Linked DNA regions of Homo sapiens: all the other regions are linked to region 3. Evidence: read pairs that join two places in POLR2A ChIA-PET (ENCODE). Cell type or tissue: CD4-positive, alpha-beta T cell. All regions are shown on one strand. Each heading gives the region's core, and the rest is flanking DNA. Links, peaks and the distances in the headings are about the cores only.

Region 1 (6,558 bases), core at 2,085-4,584, 71 kb before region 3:
TGGTCAAGTTGGTGTCTTGGTGGGTAGAGCTAGGTTATAAAGGTGGCCAAAACTCTCCAGGTGGGAGAGGGTTTTGTAGCAGGTATACCTTGAGTTGTAAATTGACTGTTGTCCTCAAGGCAGTCTTCTGGTGGGAGACAATCCCCCTCTAGAGCTTCTAAGCACATAGATGAACTCACCCTGTAGGGAGTGTCTGGTGAAGGGGAGGTAGAAAGTTATAATTGCATTTCTGAAGGGCTAAGTAGGAAGTGGGGAGCAGGGAGAAATAGAGAAAAGAGAAAAGAAGAGAAATAATAATAATAACAACTCATTCACTATCTCTTAGAAAAAGGGGGTTACTCAGTTACACCTACACATCTATTTCGAGATTTCTTCTTCAGCAAAGCATTCCCTGACCACACGCCAGGCTCTGCCTTAACTGAATGTTTCTCTGGCTGGTGGGACCCGAGGACCCCACCTCTTCCAAACACCCTACCTATGTGGAGATGCCTCCTGGGGACTCCAGCTTTGTCTTCACAGCGGGGCATCCTTTGGCTGGTGCTAGGGGAGTAGGTGCCAGGGCAGGTAGAGTAGGTGATTTTTACTGCAGAAGGGCAGGCAGGCACTGAAAATGAAGGAAGACCTTCCAAGCATGGTTCCTACAGCAGCAGAGGCTGTTTTTCTAGATATCACAGTGATATTCTCATGTAATCTGATGATAACTGAAATGAGTGACTGAAGCAAAAGTCTCAGTCAATCAAGGTTTATTAAGCCAGCTGGAGGGAGCATCCAGGGAAAACACTGACACATCTGTGGCTGTTTTTTTCTAAAAAGGTTTTCAGAAGGTTTAGTCTTTGTACATTTCCTTAAAGGGGGGAAGGCAGGTAGGAAGACAGGCAGGTAGGCAGTAAGGTAAATGGTCACATTCTTGTAAGACTTTAATTAGTGCTCACTAAATCTATATTTTACATAAGATAAAGGGAATGTTTGAAGAGAAAAAAGGGAGTAAATGAAGAACTGATTATGCAGACTTCTCTGGGTAGGTGGAGGAATGACTGGTCTCATCTTGTCTATGTTCTGCACCTGGGAAGATAAGCTTGTAACTCACATTATCAATACAGAATGAACTGACTAGTTTTTGGCGCTAGCCTTAGACTGTAGATCCAAAGTTACAATTGACATGTGCTTATTTATAGGAGGCTAGCAAAGAATTTACTTATGAATGGTCTGTGGGGTAGTCCTTTGTAGATGTCTGAGGACTTTTACCTTCCAGAGGGGAACCACATAATGCTGGTAACAGCTCTTCATTTGGAAGGGAGTGTTATGTGACTCCGTCTCCAGGCTTAACCTTCCCTTTTGCATAAGGACTTCGGGGGTCCTGAGAGTTTTTTATTTTCCTTTACACCAAATTATACCAACAAACACAAGGGCTGACGAAAGAGGATTCAGCTGCATAGTGGGTTCCAGAGCCAACTATTAAGAGATAAAAGGACATTAGGTTAAATAAAAATTCAAATCAAAAAGTGAGGTCTCAAGGCTTTTGGTTTTGGGTTGTTTTTTGTTTTGTTTTGTTTTGTTTTGTTTTGTTTAGGGGACAAAAGAATCTTGTGAAAGTGTTCTAAGCAAGGAGTTAGGAGACCTCAAGTCTAAGATGAGCCAGGGGCATCAAGTAAGCTGGTAACAGCACCTTGCCTTATAGGCCAGCAGGCCTTGGTCTTACGTTATGGGTCACATAGCCTTAGTGTTATGGGTCACAGAACGCCCTAAGAGTAACCTGATGAAAATGATGGGCCAGGCAACTGAGGAAGCTGCACATCAGCACCCACTGAGTTGTTGCAAACTATTTTTTAATTGCATTGGAAATGTGTTCAGTCATATAGGCAGAATGTAAAATCAACCTAGAGAACGTAACAGGATATTACACGAGGACTTTTCCGGTTGTGTTAGGATCTTTGCTGAAAAGAACTCTTAACAAGCACCTGCACATTCTAAAGGAACATATTTGAAATAATTGCTAAATGGTGCTAAAAGGTGGCCAAATACTAGTTCTTTGAATTTTAACCAATCACACACCTCTAGGCTACATAATGGAAAAATGAACTCATTAAAGGGATGCGAAGATGCCTTTAAGGAAAGCTGGAGTGTCGGTTGGGTATATTACTACTGCCTCTGGGAGGAAGCCACCCTCCTCTCCACCCCTACCAAGCCTAATAACCAGTCCCAGAACAGGGGAGTCAAGGCTGCCCTCTCACCTGTGGATGTAGTTCAGGGGTCAAACCAGGAGAGGAAATGGAAGTGAGAATCAAGGGCATCCAAGTGAAACAGAGAAAGGAAAAACCACTCGATGGATCCCTGAGAGTGCTGGTCCAGCCTCCGTCCTCACCTGCTGGAATCCCACCTGCCTTTCGAGGCCCAGCTCCATCTGCCATTCTGGAAGCCTCCCACAGCTGCCAACTTCAACGGTGATCTCTTGACCCCCTTACAGCACACTTGGCCATTATGGGCCCTCGGATGCTGCCCAGGTATCATGGCAGCAGCACTCCCTGGGTCATAAGTGGCCTCTGCCACATGCATCTTTCACTCCATCCCCAGCCCCAGAGAAGACAAGCATCTCACCTCTTCCCCCTCAGCACCTTGCCAGAGGTGCTCAGAAAACAATTCATGAGTGATTACACAGCTAGTTAGGTACAATTCTGCAGGCCATTTGTCTAAACTCAGTCCCAGGCTGTTGAAGTTACTCCAACCTGGATACTGGATACCCCTAATTCTCCTAAAGTTTCCAGCTGGGTCCTGAAAGCTACAAGATACCTATCTTTCTCAAACATATTGTCCCCAGGCTGGGTCACCCAGTGGAAAGGCCAAAAACATGCTTAGGGCAATAGCAAGATAGGGAGCCCAACACTTTTTTTATGTGATGATTTACATAGGCATCATGAGAAAAACGCCTTCTTAAACATATGGCTTAGTGTCGGATCTGCTTTTAGTCGCACATGGGTGACCGAGGTGGGATGTGCCAGGTCTTTTCATGCTTGGGGCTCCTACTCTGCTGGCACCGACCCACGCCGTCTAAGATTGTGGCTTTTAAAGGTTCTGTGGCTTTTAAAGCACTTCCTGTGCAGGTCTGCTCCGCAGCTCCAGGCGCTACACCTTCTCAACCCACAGGTCAGGGAATAGAGGCCCAGAGAGGGTCAGGGATCCTAGTCCGGGGTTGGTGAGCCCCCTGGGTAGGGGATTTATTCAAGGGCTGGGGCAGATGCTGTGGATGAGGCTTCCCCACTCCCTGCTGTGCAAGGAGATCCTGTTGTTGGCATTGCCAGCACACCGCCAGCACTTGATCCTCTGGCTCAGAGCCCATTTACCTGAGCAACTTGCCGCAGTGCTCTGAGGTTCCATTTCCTCCATTACAAAACATAGCTAATAGTATCATATCTCTCTGGCCTAATACCAGAACTTTAATTAGGCTTAAATGAAACATAGGAGAAAACAACTCAACCAGGACCTAGCATGCTCCTTCAGGTTTTTGTTAAGGTTGGGGCCCTGGGGGACAGGAGGCCCCATCCTGGAGCAGGAACAGGAAAGTGTGACCGACTCTCCTTGACACCCTGAGTGGCAGATCCAGAGCGCTGTCACCAGGAACAAGGGGAAGCTCACCAGCGGGAGCCTCCCAGCCCTCCGCTGCAGTGTCTTCCGGGCTGCTAATGGGTTTCACGTGTGCAGAGGCCAATGCCTCAGTCCTGGGGATGGGGTCTGGGACAGCTCCTGTGGCTGTCTCCTCAGCCGTGAGCAGCCGCATCCTTTTACAAATAATGAATGCCGTTTTCCATAGCTGCCACGATGCAAGAAAAACTGAAAAAACAACCCGGGTGAGAGGACAGTCTGTGCTGCTGGGCAGAGGCCAAAACCTGAAAACAAAGCAGAAACTCAGACCACAGGTTGGCATTCTGTGAGATTCAGAGGACCTGGGTTGAGGAAGGAGTGTCTCCATGGTCACAGCACAAACGTCACTTAGGAAAATTTACACTCCTCTTCCCACCCAGGGGCCTCATTAAACCACCCACCGAGACATCCCCAAAATATGATTTGAAATGAGCAAAGGATAGTTTCTTATTTTTACGCACATTGTTATAAATGTAGCATCTTTTTTTAAAATGTGCTGTTTTATTGCTGTGTTACAGGGATTTGCAAACTTTTCCTGTAAAGGACCTGATTGTAAGTATTTTAGACCTTTGCGATCACACATACAGCCTCTGTTTCAACTACTCCGCTCTGCCGCTACAATGCGAAAGAAGTCTTAGGCAATAGAAAGGGCATAGAAGCGTTCCAACAATACCTCATTTACGAAAACAGGTAGGGGGACAGATTTATCCCACTGGCCAGTTTGTCACCCTCATGCTCTGTGATATGCCTTCTAAATAAAACCATTGTGTTTGTGCTGCAAATACAATTATAGGACAATTTCTCTTTCAACCAAACTCCTGCCTTCAAGCCCCTTCTATGTAAAAACCCTGGAACCACCCTTGGTCCTGCAGAACATTCCCGATACCAGCTGAGGTTTCTGTGCACCAACTCAGGCGGCCTCCCTGGCCAGAGACAGGAGGAGCCAGGAATTCTGAGTTAGTCCTGAAGACAGCCAGAGATCAGAGAGGTCAGTGCTCTTGGCTATTCACATAGGAAGTTGGTTTTCTGTTCTTTTCCAGAGAACTGCACAGATAATACACAGATCGATGCCAAGTAAAACAAGAAGGAAAAGCTGGCTCTGTCCAGGAAAGAGCTGACAACAAACGTGTCCTGACTGGGAAACGCTTTCTGCTGCTTCCTCCCTGCTGCCCGGCAGTGAGGGGAGAGGTGGGACTGGGGCCATCGGGCCCTCACGTGCCGGGCAGGGCTGCTGTGCTCAGCAGAGGATGTCTGTACAATCTCATTTCCTTGAGATTTTCAAGAAAAGGTGAGGTTTTCACTGCTTAGAATGAGGGATAGAGACAAGATTTCTTGAAGAACAGGAAGGGCAAGACTTCTTACAGTTTTTCCCAGTGCTACTATGATAATCATCATGGCCTGATGAAGGTTAGAGTTCTAATTTATTAATAGTTTCCTAAGTGCCAGGCACTGGACTAAATGTATAATCTCCACTTTACAGAGACAGAAGCAAAGATTTGAGATAGCCTGTCTAAAATCTCACTGTAAGTGGAAGAGCTGGAGTTTGAACCCAGATAAACAGAATGCACAGGATGTGTGTGTGTCTGTGTGTTTGTGTGTGTGTGTATGTGTATGTGTGTGTGCTATGTTTGTGTGTTTCTGTGTATGTGTTTGTGTGTATGTGTATATGTGTGTGCATGTGTGTGTGTGTGTATGTGTGGGTTTGTGTGTATGTGTATGTGTGTGTTTGTGTGTCTGTGTGTTTCTGTGTGTGTGTGTGTGTGTGCATAAAGAGAGAGAGGGAGAGAAACTTTATTTTAAGGAATGGGTTTACAGGACTGTAGAGGCCAGGGTGATCTAAAGTCTGTAGGGCAGGTGGACAGGCAGGAAACCCAGGGAAGAGTTTCAGTTCAAAACTGAAGACCGTTTGCTGGAGGAATTCCATATTCCTTGGGAAATTTCAGTCTTTTTCTCTTAAGGTGTTCAACTGTTTGGATGAGGCCCACCCGTGTTATGGAGGCTAATCTGCTGTCCTTAAAGTCTACTGATTTAAATGTTGATCTCATTTAAAACACCTTCACAGAAAAATTTATAATATTTGACCTGTCCAGGCGTGGCGGCTCACGTCTGTAATCCCAGCACACTGGGAGGCTGAGGTGGGAAAATCGCTTGAGCCCAGGAGGTTGAGACCAGCCTGGGTGACATAGTGAAACCTCGTCTTTACCAAAAATACAAAAATTAGCTGGGTGTGGTGATACACGTGCCTGTGGTCCCACCTACTTGGAAGGCTGAGGTGGGAGGATCCCTGGAGCCTGGGAGGTCCAGACTGCAGTGAGCCATGATCACACCACTGCACTCCAGCCTGAGTAACATAGCAAAACCCTGTCTCAAAAAAAATTAAAATTAAAAATTAAAATTTAATGCTGTATTAAAATAATAATAATAATAGTTGACAAACTATCTGGATACCATGGCCCAGACAAGTTGACTTATAAAATTAACCATCACAGGTCCCATAGGCAGCATCTGCATCACCAATGGAGCCTGTTCAAAACACAGAAGCTGAGTGCAGTGGCAGGCACCTGTAATCCCAGCTACACAGGAAGCTGAGGCAGGACGATCACTTGAGGCCAGGAATCCAAGATCAGCCTGGGCAACATAGCAGAACCTCGTCTGGAAAAAAATTTAAGTATATGGAAGGATGTTTGTGGGTTATATGAAAAAGAAAGAAAGAAGATAGAGAAGGAAGGAAGGAAGGAAGGAAGGAAGGAAGGAAGGAAGGAAGGAAGGAAGGAACGAAGGAAAGAAGGAAGGGAGGAAGGAAAAAAGGGAGGAAGGAAGGAAGGAAAGAAGGAAGGAAGGAAAAAAAGTATAAAAGGAAGGCTTTGTCCTGGATCAGTGGCTTTCAAGTCCTCTTTTCCTCCCACCAGTGGGATCCTTTTT
Region 2 (6,558 bases), core at 2,689-5,188, 120 kb after region 3:
GGTTTCTGGAAAATCCAGGAGGCGGAGCAGGCTGGAATGGAAGGTAGAGACAACCATGAAAGTTGAACACGTCATCTGTGCAGGACCGTTCATACTGACATGTGGCTTGACACCAGAAATCTGGGTATTGTAATATCATGTTGGAAAGGAGTTTGTGTGCCTCAAACAACTACTCTAGAGATGTTTTACAATGACAATGATAGAGTAGAGGAATCTTCTAATTCCTACCAAATCAGAAGGGAATTCCTCCTTCCTGCCTGCCTGCCTGCCTTCCTTTCTTTCTCTACTTCCTTTTCTTTCTTTCTTTCCTTCCTTCCTCTCTCTCTTTCTCTCTTTCTTCCTTTCTTTCCTTCTTTCTTTCTTTCTCTCTCTCTCTCCCCTTCCTTCCTTCCTTCCTTCCTGAGACAAGGTCTTGCTCTGTCTCCCAGGCTAGAATGCGATGGTGCAATCATGATTCACTGCAGCCTCAACATCCCAGGCTCAAGTGATCCTCCCACCTCAGCCTCCTGAGTAGCTGGGACTACAGGGGCTTGCCACCACGCCCAGCTAATTTGCGTGTGTGTGTGTGTGTGTGTGTGTATGTGGTAGAGATGGGGTCTCACTATGTTGCCCAGCTGGTCTCAAACTCCTGGTCATAAGCAATCCTCCACCTCGGCCTCCCAAAGTGTTGGGATTACACGTGTGAGCCACCATGCCCAGTCTCTATTTCTTAATAGTGTCAGCAACTGAAAGATATAGAAAAGGAAGTCTGTTTGGTGTGTCTGTTGCCTCCCCAAAATCTTCAGCCTTTGTAGGACAGTGCATCCCACTGGGCAAAACCAGAGAATATTCTTTTGTGAGCCCGTAAGTAATTGTCTGCAATAGACATGCAGGGGCCTCTACTGTCATCTCTTATGCAACTGAACTTCCTAAAAACTGTGGTGTTTATCTCTTCTGTTGCTCAGCACTGCTGGGACTGGGACTGCAAAAAACAAAAAAGCACCCAGGTTTACTGCCCTTAAAAAACTGACTGCTAGAGGAGATGAGCATATACATGACAGGATGTGATAAGATATTAAGCAGAATGTGATCAGAATCATAGGAAGTATATACAAAAGATGGGAACACTAATAGAGGTGACTACAACCACCTGCTTTGTAGAGGAGATGACATTCAAGCTGAGTTTTAAAGGATGAGTAGGAGTTGGCCAGAAATGGAGAGGGAGAATAAACCATGGGGAAGTAGTACACAGGCATGGCATGTTTAGAGCATTTTTGGAGCAGGGTAACCAGAATATACTGGAGGTTGCTAGTAGAGGAGATTGGAAAAGAAAGGGTCAGATTATTAATGGATTTACGTATTATGCAAAGAAGTTTATATTTGACCCTTTTTTTGACAATCTGGCATTTAGCCTTATCATAAAATAAAGATCTCTCAATGCTTCACATAGAAACTTCATCTGATCTCTTGAGGATCAAAAAATGGCTTTCTGGGTTTTTTTTCTTTCTCTCTCTCTTTTGTTTTTAATATCTCACATATACTTTAACCACCATAAATTCAAGTTTTCTCTTACTCAGACATGAGTTGCTTAACAATGGAATAATTCATTTCTTTATTTCTCAACATTGCCCTTTTGAAGGTTTTAGGTTTTAGGTTTTCTAAAACTCTGAATACTTTTGGCTATCATTATCCAGGGAAAGCCTGAAGACACTCCAAAGCACAAGGACAAAAGAGACCTTGTTAGATCTAATTAAGCGCTCCAGCACCAGGGGCACGGGGAGCAAGAGAAAAATACAGAGTCAGAAACTGAGCCGAGTTCTATGGTGGTACAGAGTGAGGCCTGCTTCACTGTGGGCTGGGGCTGGGGCAGGGAGGCCTTCATCTTGCTCTAAGCTGTGCAAAGTACCTCCCACGAGGCTAAGTATAGAGCTACTCAATAAAAATTATGCAATGTGGCTGGGCACGGTGGCTCACATCTGTAGTCCTAGCACTTTGGGAGGCTGAGGCAGGTGGATTGCCTGAGCTCAGGAGTTCGAGACCAGCTTGGGCAACACGGTGAAACCTCGTCTCTACTAAAATACAAAAAATTAGCTGTGCATGGCAGCATGTGCTTATAATCCCAGCTACTGGGGAGGCTGAGGCAGGAGAATCGCTTGAACCTGGGAGGCGGACGTTGCAGTGGGGCAAGATGGCGCCATTGCACTCCAGCCTGGGTGACAACGCGAGACTCCATCTCAAAAAAAAAAAATGCAATGCTTAATAAACTCTCTCTTATCCTGATCCTCCTTCCTCTCCTCCTCCTCCTCCCACCACCACGTCTCTCCTCATTCCAGGTGGCTTTAAATATCAACTGTATAATAAAGCCTCCAACGTGTATTTCCCCAACCTTGACCTCTCTTGACTCATACATCCATCTGCCAACTCAACATCCCTCTGTGATAGTTAACAAGCAGCTTATGCTCTACAAATCTTGATTTCTGCATCCTTCACGTGGCAGACGACATTGACCAAAGATGGGCACAATACCTCCTATCCCACATGTTCTTCTACAATGTGACATCGACACCCTCCCATCCAGGGCCAGGGTCCGTGTCTCCTTCCTTTGAACTCGGACCAATCTTCGTGACTCCTTCAAGCAATAAAGGACAGCAGAAATGAGACTATGGGAGTTCTGAGGCAAAGGCATGAAAATGTCACCTGCTTCATATCTTGTTTTCTTGGGAGGCCACTTTTGGAGCCCAGCCGCCATGCCATGAGGGAGTGAACCCCAACACGAGGAGGTGCAGGAGTTCTGGCTGACATCGCAGCTGACGGCCCAGCTGACAGCCAGCATCCACAGCCAGACGTGTGAGTAACAAGCCTCAGATGGCTCCAGCCAACCTTTGAGCTGCCCTAACTAATCTCACCTGCAGCCGTCCCCATCGAACCCTGCCCAGGCTGCAACTGGTGAGCAAATCAAATGATTGCTGATGTTTCATGCCACTAAGTGCAGGATGGTTGGTTTGTTTGTCACTCAGCAGTAGATAACTGAAACGCATCTGCCGAAAACCTTCTCTGATTATAGAGCCATTATCTACTCCACTGCTCAGGAAAAACCCCACTCTTCATCTCCCAGCAAATCCAGTGGATTCTGCCTTCAATTATATCCAGAATCCAGCCATTTCCTGTCACCTCCCTCCCCATCCCCCGCAAGCCTCTATCATCTTTCAGGATGGGCAACAGCCCCTAATGGCTCCCCACGTCTGGACTTTGTCCCTTACAGCCTAGTCTCCATGAGTCTTTAGCATCCTAGTGCCTCTTGTTAGTAACTGTCTTGTGCCCTATCCCTTAATCGCATCAGGTCTCACTCAGAATTTAAAAATAGAAAAATGCTTTCAGTGGCCTACAAGACCCCATATTCTGCCCTACACAGCCTGGTTCACTCCCCATTCCATTGATCTCCCTGCCCCGGCTGCTGTCCCTGCAGGCCCCATCAGTATGCTCCCATCTCAGGGTCTTTGTCTTCTGGAGGGCTCTTCCCCCAGATACCACAACCTTTGCTCCCTCCCTTCCCCTTCGGTCTGGGTACAAATGTCTCCTTATGGAAGAATCCTGCAGGCACCCTACTGAAAGCAGAACTATGGCTTCCCCCGCCCTCTCGCCCTCCAGGCAGGCCCAACCCCCCTCACCATTCGTTTTTTTCACTTACTTATCACCGCTGATGTGCTATATATTTACTTATTTGCCACATCTGTCTCCTCCCACATGCAAGTATTGCTCCATGAGGTCAGGAACTCTGCTTTCTTTACTGCTGCATCCCCGGGAACCCTAACAGCACCTGGAATTAATGAGCATGCAATGTGTACTTGCCGAGCAGATGTGAATGAATTACTTTGAAACTGACGCCAAAGGGCACCATCAACACAGAGGTGAGTGAGTCAGAATAGTCCCGCCTTTGTTCCCGCTCCCTTAGGATAGTTTCTCTTTACTTGACTTCTTTAAAAGAAAATCCATCAACAAGTTAATCACAAGGAAAATACTGACGGATTTTCCTCATTGCCAGACATTTAGAAAATATTCTGCATCTTTCTTCAGCCTCTAGGCTTCCTGACATTCCTTGAAGATGTTAGATCTAAACAAGCACCTGAGACAACTACTTCACTGAACTAAACACATGTAAATATAATCTTGATGACGCTGCCTTAGAGGTAGAATTATGTACCTCGAAGTCACTGAGACTTTCTGCTACTCTAGAAACCACTTCCTGTGTTAAGTGCAAAATAGGCATGATTTTATCTGTGTTCAGAAAGAAAAGTCAGAAAATTAAATTACAGTGATAGCTTATCTTATGCACAGGGCATTTTTCTTTTAACAACTAGAAGCTTTAAAAATCGAATATGTAATTTATATACCTTATAGAAAGATTTTAAAACATACATTAAAAAGTAAATAAAAATAATTTAAAATCCCAGAGGCTGGGTGCAGTGGCTCACGCCTATAATCCCAGCACTTTGGGAGGCCCAGGCAGGCACTTGGGGCCAGGAGTTCGAGACCAGCCTGGCCAACACGGTGAAACCCCCTCTCTACTAAACATACAAAAATTAACCAGGCGTGGTGGCACACGCCTGTCGTCCCAGCTACTTGGAAGGCTGAGGCAAGAGAATCTCTTGAACCCCAAAGGCGGAGATTGCAGTGAGCCAAGAATGTGCCACTGCACTCTAGCTTGGGTGACAGAGCAAGATGCCATCTCAAAATAAATACATAAATAAATACATAAATAAATAAATAAGTTTAATCTAATCCCAGAGATAACAGTTATTACTTGATGCATATTCTTTTACCACTTTGTCGATGTATCCATCTACATATTTATATTTTTTCTTATTAAAATGGAGCCATACCAAAACAACTGCTTGAAGTCTGTTTGAAGTCAGCTTTGCCCTTTAAGATTTCGAAGGTAGGCCAGGCGTGGTGGCTCACACTTGTAATCCCAGCACTTTGGGAGGCCGAGATGGGCGGATCACCTGAGGTCGTTAGTTCAAGACCAGCCTAGCCAACATGGTGAAACCCTGTCTCTACTAAAAATACAAAAATTAGCCAGGCGTGGTGGCATATGCCTGTAATCCCAGCTATTCGGGGAAACTGAGGCAGGAGAATGGCTTGAACCCAGGAGGTGGAAGTTGCAGTGAGCCAAGATAGTGCCACTGCACTCCAGCCTGGGCAACAGAGTGAGACTCCATCTTAAAAAAAAAAAAAAATTTCAAAGAGGTAGAACCTTTACAAGTCTTCAACATTGTCTGTAGGGAGAAGATCTCAACACGCAGCTCAGGACATCCAGCTCCTGGTCCCTATTCAGCACAACATTAAATGACAAGACCTTGGGTAGAAATACTTTCATTCTCAGAGTGTCAATTTCCCTGCCTGTTCAAATGAGACAGGTTAACTACAAAAGCTAGGCACAGATCAACTCTGTGGCTTCTCCCCTTGGGTGCCAAAATGTTAAAGCTTTGAAAATGGCAGAGTATTTTCAGGTGTGGCATCACACTGCCACCCCTAGGCTCATGAGAGATATCCTAAAAAGACTGAAGCCTCAAGAAGCCCTAGATCCTAGCTACATTTATTCAAAAGCTGGATAATTTACATGCTAGGGGGAATTCTTACAGAAAATGCCATTCATTCATTCATTCACTCACTCAACAAATATACAGTGAACACCTATCCTATGAAAAGCTAGATTTATAAAAAGGTTAGAAAGGCATGACTGATATTTGCCTTCAAGAAACAGTCTAGGGGTAGTAAGTATATAGGTGAGTACATGAGAAATTATGACACAGCCTGGTGGTTGCCGTGGAATATGTGAAGGAGCACTGGAAAGTCATAGTTCAGGAAAAGATCATGGAAGAAATGACACCCTGAGTCTTGAAGAAGGAATAGGATATCAGAGCACAATGATTAGAGAAGGTTGGAGGAGGAGGACAAGATGGGAAGAAAGGACCTTTAAGGTAGAAAAAGCTTCCTACACAAAACCCACAGCATGTCTGGAAATGATGAGTGGTTCTGAAGCAACAGAAAGGAGCGTGCCTGGCAGTAGACAAGAAGGGGCAGAAAGCGGGGTGGCCAGGCCTGGAGGGATGCCAGCTTCAGAGTCAGAAGAATCCGGGCTCCCCTAAACTCAACCATTCACTTGGGGGTGTGGGGGAGATGAGGCAGGTGCTGAATCGGCCAGATTTCAGCTCTGAGCTTCTCCTTATCTCTAAAATGGAATCATAAAATCCACTCCTTGCAGAGTTCTTCTAAGAATTAGGAAGAAAGTGTGAAAAGTGTCTGCCATGTAGAAGACATTCCATGTGATGATAAGGTTATTGTTATTAAAAGTAAGTTGGAGTCAGATCATGGTGTGCTAAAGAAGTTTTTTATCCTATGGACAGTGGGGGTCACAGAAGGATTCAAACAGGGAATTACACAATTTGATTCACGTTTGACAGAGCTCTCTGTGGATCCAATTGGTACTTAACCTTGGAGCCCCTTGAAATTCTATCTAGAATATTCTGTGTAAATGCATATGTGTACTTTACTCAGGAAGAGTCCCTAGTTTTCATT
Region 3 (6,558 bases), core at 1,732-4,231:
ACTGGGAATTGTTTGGTGTTTTTATTTTTGAGCCAGGGTCTCTGTTGCCCAGGCTGGAGTGCAGTGGTACCACCATAGCTCACTGCAACCTCTGCCTCCCAGGCTCAAGCGATCTTCTTACCTCAGACTCCAGAGGATCTGGGACTACAAGGCTCTTGCCACCACGCCCGGCTAATTTTTGTAATTTTTGTAGAGAAGGGGTTTCACCATGTTGCCTAGGCTGGTCTTGAACTCCTGAGCTCAAGCAATCCACCTGCCTTGGCCTCCCCAAGTGCTGGGATTACAGGCATAAGGCTCCTTGCCCAGCCGCGGTTAGTGTTTTTAAGCACGAAGAAAAGAAATGTATTTCATCTGCTATCTGGATCCATGTGCTGTAACTAGAGACAAAATAATCCTTGAAGGGACCTGAAAACTTACTTTCAGATGTTTTTCTGGGATACATCACTTTGCTAGGTGGTAACTCAGGCAAGCATAGAGGGTGTGACCGTACTGGTTTTCTTTATAAATCAGATATAAGATGAGAAACAAAATGCATAAGGATGCCTCCACTAAAAGGTCAGAAGAAAGATGGAGGCGGTGGCACACGTAAGACAAGTTAGCAGAGGAGGGGGAAGGTGATGTGGAGGGAAATGAGGTTAAAAAAATTAACTGAAGAACATACATGGGCAAAGAAATTTAAAGATAAGGCTATATTTTGACTAAGCAGGTTTAGTCAGGCAACAGAGACAAAATTCCCTCAAAATTAATTTCAATGAACATAATTCTTTTTTATTATAGTTTTTAAATTTATATATAATAGTTGTGCATATTTTGGGGGTACGTGTGAGATTCTGATACCTGTATGCCGTGTGTGATGATCAAGTCAGGGTAATTGGGATATCCCTCAGCTCAGACATTTATCCTTTCTTTGTGATGGGAACATTATAATTCTTCTCTTCTAGTCACTTTGAAATTTACAATAAACAACTGTTAACTGTAATTTTCCTATTGTACTATCAAATACAATGAACATAGTTCTTAATGACAGACATCAGAACTTAGAAGTTTTCAAGATGGGAGCAGAACAAGTTTTGATCAAATGTACACATTCTTAACTTGTGAACTGACCACCCCAATCAAAACAGATTTGAGCAGCACTCTGAGAGAGGACACGTTGGAAACCACAAAGGAAGTGGCTAGTGGGAAGGTGCAGGGATGGGGAAGCCCCAGGAGGCCTGGAGCCAGCCCTCAAACTCAGAGCCACAGCCAAGCGGACTACAGACAGCCATTCTGTTGCTGGAGGCATCAAAGCCTTGTATGAAAGAGGTCCAGTTCTGATGCCCACACTATCCACAAATGTTAATTCTTCTCAGTGAACCCCAAAGCAAACTTGTGAACAATGAGGGAAGCCTTCAATTAAACTTTTAAGCATTCTTGAACCTCCCCTCTGCAAATACTTATTTGTGTTATGGGTAAGTTTTGAGTTACAGATTGTCGACATGGGGGATGGATTCAAATGATTCAGCTACATTTCAAAAATTCTCAAGCTAGAGATCAAGTTTGAAATGAGTATGGATCTAGAAGAAGCTGAGAAAACAATTCTAGGAGATTTAGACGAACCAAAATGTATTTCTTCTCCCCAGTCCTAAACTAGTCCATGTTTTTGTTCTAAGTGGCCTGCTGTACTTTTGTAAAACAAAAAGACCACCCAAATCTCTAGTATTCTGCGGCCTATATAATCAGTGGGCAGAGTGAATTTTCCTTCCTTGCCATGGACCAAGAAGAGCCTCATACACCCAACTGTGGCCTCACCAGATTGTTTTTAGCCTGATGATGAGCCTCTATTAAACCCAGAATTTCTTTGTCCCAAAGAAGGGTCATGTGTGTTTAACAGACATAAAATCTGCACTAAGTGGGAGTCCTGGGCCAGCCTGCTGCGGCCTGTGCATGGTGAGAGGGAATCCTGCATAGCCCATCTGCTGCAGAAGAAGTTTCCAGAGAGGAAGAGAGGCCACCCAGAGACAGAAGCTCGTCCTCCCACGTCTCTCTAAATGAACCTGGTTTCTGCTTTCCCCGGCTGCTCCCAGAACCATTCAGATCTCCCCTTACCCTCTATTTTGCTATTGACTTGTAGAGACAAGGCCCACTTGGGCCTGCTTAAAATAGAACTCCCTGCGCTGGAGCCAGTTCTATATCAGTGAGTGTGCGTGTATGCTGATTTTCTTTGTCCTCTTTATAAATGAAAAAACTAAAGGTAATTACAATAAGAGCTTTGTTTTTTTAAAATTAAGCTCTTAATAAGTATCATGAACTAGTCTTTTTTTTTTTTTTTTTTTTTTTTTAGACGAAGTCTTGCTCTGTTGCCAGGCTGGAGTGCAGTGGCGTGATCTTGGCTCGCTACAAACTCCACCTCCTGGGTTCAAGTGATTCTCCTGCCTCAGCCTCTCGAGTAGCTGGAACTACAGGTGCCCGCCACCACACCCAGCTAATTTTTGTATTTTTAGTAGAGACGGGGTTTCACCGTGTTAGCCAGATGGTCTTAATCTCTTGACCTCGTGACCCGCCCGCCTCAGCCTCCCAAAGTGCTGGGATTATAGGCATGAGCCACCGCACCTGGCCTCTCAGTTTTATAAGCATTACCTTATTTGAACTTCACAAACAACCTGAGTGGTTATGAGCTGAGTATTGTTGCTATTATTAATCTATAAATGAGGAAACTGAAGCTCAGAGAGGCTTATTTACTCCCCCAACGCCACACAGCTAGTAAGTGATGGAGCCCAGATTAAAACTACTCAGTCTGACTCCAAAGTCTCTCCGTCTCCCTCATTCTCTACCCGTCCACACCACGGTAAGCTAGTTATCTAAAGGTACAAACAGGAGTTTTAACTTTTACTTTTACTCGTGAAAAATAAACCCCAGGAAATTTGAGCCATAAAAGCATCAGACCGACCCTTGGATTGTTCTGCAAAATCAATGCAGAGAAAGCAGAAAGGCTTTCATTGAACCGTGTAGCTAAAAATAAAAGACCCAACGAGCAAAGATTCCCTAGTGCTGGGCAGGAGAGGGGATCAGGGAAGTAGAAGAGAGAGGCAGCCTCTGAAGGGGCTCCCACACAAGTGCAGGGCGGCAGCACCTTAGCCGCAGAGCCCCGGGTGCTCTTCTTCCTGCCGGGACACCTGAGCCCACGTTCTCCTCTGCTGCTTGCCTCTTAGCACTCAAGCTGAGGTGTCGAGACCACATCCCAGAGGGCAAATGGCAGACAGTTAAGGAGCTGAGCAGCCAGCTGGGGTTGCTTCTTCGTCCCCAGAAGCCCCGCCAGCAACTTCTGTAGACCTGCCCATGGCCAGGACCTCGTCACAAAGCCTCCTCTGGATGGGGGGCCAGCCTCTTGCAGCTGCCCACCCAACCAGGGTGCTCGTAGGTGTCAGGCAGGACTCAGCAGCAGAGAGACAAGTCTTTCTGAAAGCAGAAAGGGAGTGCTCATGGGGAATTACATGACTCCCGGAATCATTAGGAGGCAGGTTCGCTTCCCAAAGCCACGCCACAGGGCTGGATGCGGAAGGACCTGCCTTCTGCTACAATTAGGGAGGCCCCAGTCACACCGGGAAGCCAGGGCTAAAACTGCAATGCTTTTTCTAGGAGCTCTGCCCCTACATGGGTGCGTCCCTCCCTGCCTCTGTCTCTCAGCTTAACCCTGCCTCAAATTTAGTCTCGTGACAGAAAAAATGGGACTAATCTGATTGGCAGAACCCACATCACATCCAGAATCCTAGCGCAAAGGTGCTGGGAAGCGCAGACTTGCTTTCCAGCTGTTGCAGAACTAATGGCACAGAGGAGGAAGCTGGGGTGGATGCCACACACGCCCATCAGCCACGAGTTAGCAAAGGAAGCAGAGACCTATTTCCAGGGGACTTTGGCTTCTGAGCTGCTGGTGGTGGGGGAAGGGAAAGGGAAGGGCACTGGGGTGAAAACAACCCTTCTTGCTTTCCTGTGCAGAGGACTCAGGATGTGGTTGGTGAGCCCATCATCTGGGGAGACGCATGAAGGGGAAAGGGGGAAAGAAAGCTTCAAAAGAAACATGGCTGAAGGGTTCCCGTCCTGGAGAAGAAGGGGTGGTGCTGGCCGTGACACTTACCCTATTGCCTCACAGACCTGGAGCGATTGACCTCTCTTGTGCACACCAGGGAGTGGGAGGGACAGGGGGATGAGGACATAGGCCTGCCTTGAAGAGCTTGCACCCTAATGAGAAAGCTAGAGCTGAGAAGCGCAAAGACAGGATGGAACAGGCAGGGTCCTTACAGTGCTACAGATGGGTAAGCTGAGGCCTGGGGGGTGACCACCTGCCTGGCATCCCCTGTGCCAACCTCCACCCCCCAGCAGGCTACTTCCATAGCGATCCAGGCTTCAGAGCATCTCAGGTTCCAGAGAGGCTCCAAAACGCACCAACTCAAAGTCTGTTTTACTGGAAATGTTCATGAAAATCTATTCCATTACTATTTAGATTATCAAGGCACACCACAGGGTGAAGTTTAACATGCAGCAAAACTTTTCTCAAGCCTCTTTTTCCAGCTCTCTCACTGATTCTCCAAAACTTCTCTCTTACTCTCTGCTCCCAGCAAAGCCTTGCCTCCTGGCAGCCCATGTGGGTGCCTGATTTTCTTCTGCTTCTTTTATTTAACCTCTACTCTTAATTCTCTCCTGCAAGGAAGTCTCTGATTCTTCTTCTGTAATTCCCAGCTGTCTCCCCACCACTTGCCTGCTTGAATCTCCATTTCTCTTTCTCTCTCTCCCTTGCCCTGATTCTAAATTGTAAAAGCCCAGAAATGGAGCTGGCAAAGATAGAATCCACTTTCGTCGGTGAAGGGCAGAGAGGTTATGAAGGCTCCTATTGCAAGCAATCATGGTCTCTGTTCACTCCCATAGCAAAGAGAGGAAACGTGAATCTCCTTCTCTCGAGCAGGTAGCTTGGCGTTCATTACCCTTCTTAGGAGCACTCCATAAATGTCTGAATCTCAGCAAATGTGGCCCCCCACCTCCTCCCCATCTCTGCCCTTGAACACTTGGAAGATCTTTAGAACCTGTCATCACTTGCCCAGGTTCATGGCAAAAGCAGACCTAAGTTGGAAACACCTGGCTCTCAGCCTCTCCACCTTCACCCCTGGCTTCTTCTGCTGTCAAACTCCTCTGAGTTTTTAAGTACAAAATGTGACACTTTCTGGTGTTGACCAAGCTGGAAACCAGCAGGTGCCCACATCTTAGACTACCCCTGCCCTCAACAGCAGCTTACATACTTAGAGTTTATTAAATCTGTTTACCACTACTCTGCACCTTAGCACAAGCATTAGTTAATCCCCTGTTTGGAGATCAAACCCAAGAAACATTTAAATATGATCTCCTGCCCAGTGTGGCAAACAAATCATTTCCATCATGGAAAAAAACCAGGGAGGAAAACAATGGTGCATTGAAACCAGTTATGCAACACAATCCTCAGTGATCAAAGTCCTCTGGTTTTCAATTAACGCAGGACATTCAGAGGAAGAGGGCTGCCTGCTTATTGATTAGTTGATTGTTTATGAAATGAAGAAACCTCATCTTTTCTCTATATTCTACTACTGGCTAGGGGCCTGGGAAGTGAAAATTGCCACCAGCACCATCCTGCAAAGCAGAGAACATTCCATTTACTCCTCCTTGCTTCCTGGGTGCCAGCACCCCCATCTTACCCAAGCTAGACCCTAAGGAACCTCTAGTTTCTCCTTCCCCTCACCTCCTCATGTAATTTCTCCCCAAATAACATCACATTTGCCTGAGCTCTGCCTCTCAGATCCCTGCTCTCCTTTACTCCTGTCTCTTCATTACTCCTTTCTCACCAAGACAGTAACAGCAGCTTCCATCCTTGTCTCTTTCCTGTCAACCTATGTGACTGCTAATGCTATTCAACTTTCTACATCTTAGATTGGGTTCTAACTGTCCTTTGACACAAGCCTTCCTTTGAGATGTGATTGAAAGTGATGTCTGTTACTTCTGGCAGAGCCTCAAGGGCCTGTACTCGCTTTGCCATGATCCTTTTTCCCTCTGCCATTGTGACTGACCATGTTCCTGATGAGGCTGCCACATGAGCCTGAGGAACAGAGTGGTACCACCCCACAAGGTCCACATAGCACAAGTGAACTACAATGCTTTATTTCAGTAACGCCACCCGTGTCTTGGAGCTCTATGCCCTGAGTGATTCAGGAGGTGGAGAACAGCTCTGGTTGCTTCCTTCTTTAAAGAATATCATTACTTTCCCAAGCTAATGCATGAATTAGAATCTAAAATATAGGTCAGGCACAGTGGCTCATGCCTATAATACCAGCACTTTGGGAGGCCAAGGCGGGAGTATTGCTTGAGCCCAGGGATTCAAGACCAGCCTGGACAACACAGAAAGACACCATTTCTGTTACATAAATAAATAGATAATCTGAAAAATAAAACAGGAATGCTAAGAGGCAATGTTGTATAATAATAATTTTTGTTTAATGACTGGCCTTTGTCCCAGGCTCCTGGGAGGGCAAATCTAAATCCTTGGAATTTCCCACATAG

Evidence for each region. Peaks named below come from ENCODE experiments on the same cell type or tissue, not always from the same donor. Only the 100,000 strongest peaks of a DNase experiment are listed, where the experiment ranks them.
Region 1: POLR2A ChIA-PET joins it to region 3 with 18 read pairs; 4 of 35 experiments call an interaction of 5 or more read pairs at or near these places.
Region 2: POLR2A ChIA-PET joins it to region 3 with 13 read pairs; 3 of 35 experiments call an interaction of 5 or more read pairs at or near these places.

What each region holds. Positions count from the first base shown.
Region 1 is chr1:229,055,163-229,061,720 of GRCh38, forward strand. No RefSeq gene overlaps it. Among named protein-coding and RNA genes, the nearest start is that of LINC02815, 96 kb to the right of the region's middle. RefSeq lists enhancers at 3,680-4,180, 4,808-5,307. In CD4-positive, alpha-beta T cell, for the core only: no CTCF peak of the experiment used is centred there; DNase peaks (open chromatin) are centred at 3,059 and 3,309; H3K4me3 peaks cover 520 bases; H3K27ac peaks cover 907 bases.
Region 2 is chr1:229,249,596-229,256,153 of GRCh38, forward strand. All of the region lies in intron 1 of LOC102723935 (a long non-coding RNA gene), which reads right to left. LOC124904540 (a long non-coding RNA gene) reads left to right here and starts at 3,755. Exons shown (of 2, transcript XR_007066924.1): 1 at 3,755-3,887. It overlaps TMEM78 (transmembrane protein 78), which reads left to right and starts at 41. Exons shown (of 1, transcript NR_172940.1): 1 at 41-2,215. RefSeq lists enhancers at 3,303-4,177, 4,178-5,051. In CD4-positive, alpha-beta T cell, for the core only: no CTCF peak of the experiment used is centred there; DNase peaks (open chromatin) are centred at 3,846 and 4,196; H3K4me3 peaks cover 764 bases; H3K27ac peaks cover 1,930 bases.
Region 3 is chr1:229,126,275-229,132,832 of GRCh38, forward strand. The region is part of intron 1 of LINC02815 (long intergenic non-protein coding RNA 2815); the gene reads right to left. Among named protein-coding and RNA genes, the nearest start is that of LINC02815, 25 kb to the right of the region's middle. RefSeq lists an enhancer at 3,748-4,042. In CD4-positive, alpha-beta T cell, for the core only: no CTCF peak of the experiment used is centred there; DNase peaks (open chromatin) are centred at 3,167 and 4,117; H3K27ac peaks cover 224 bases.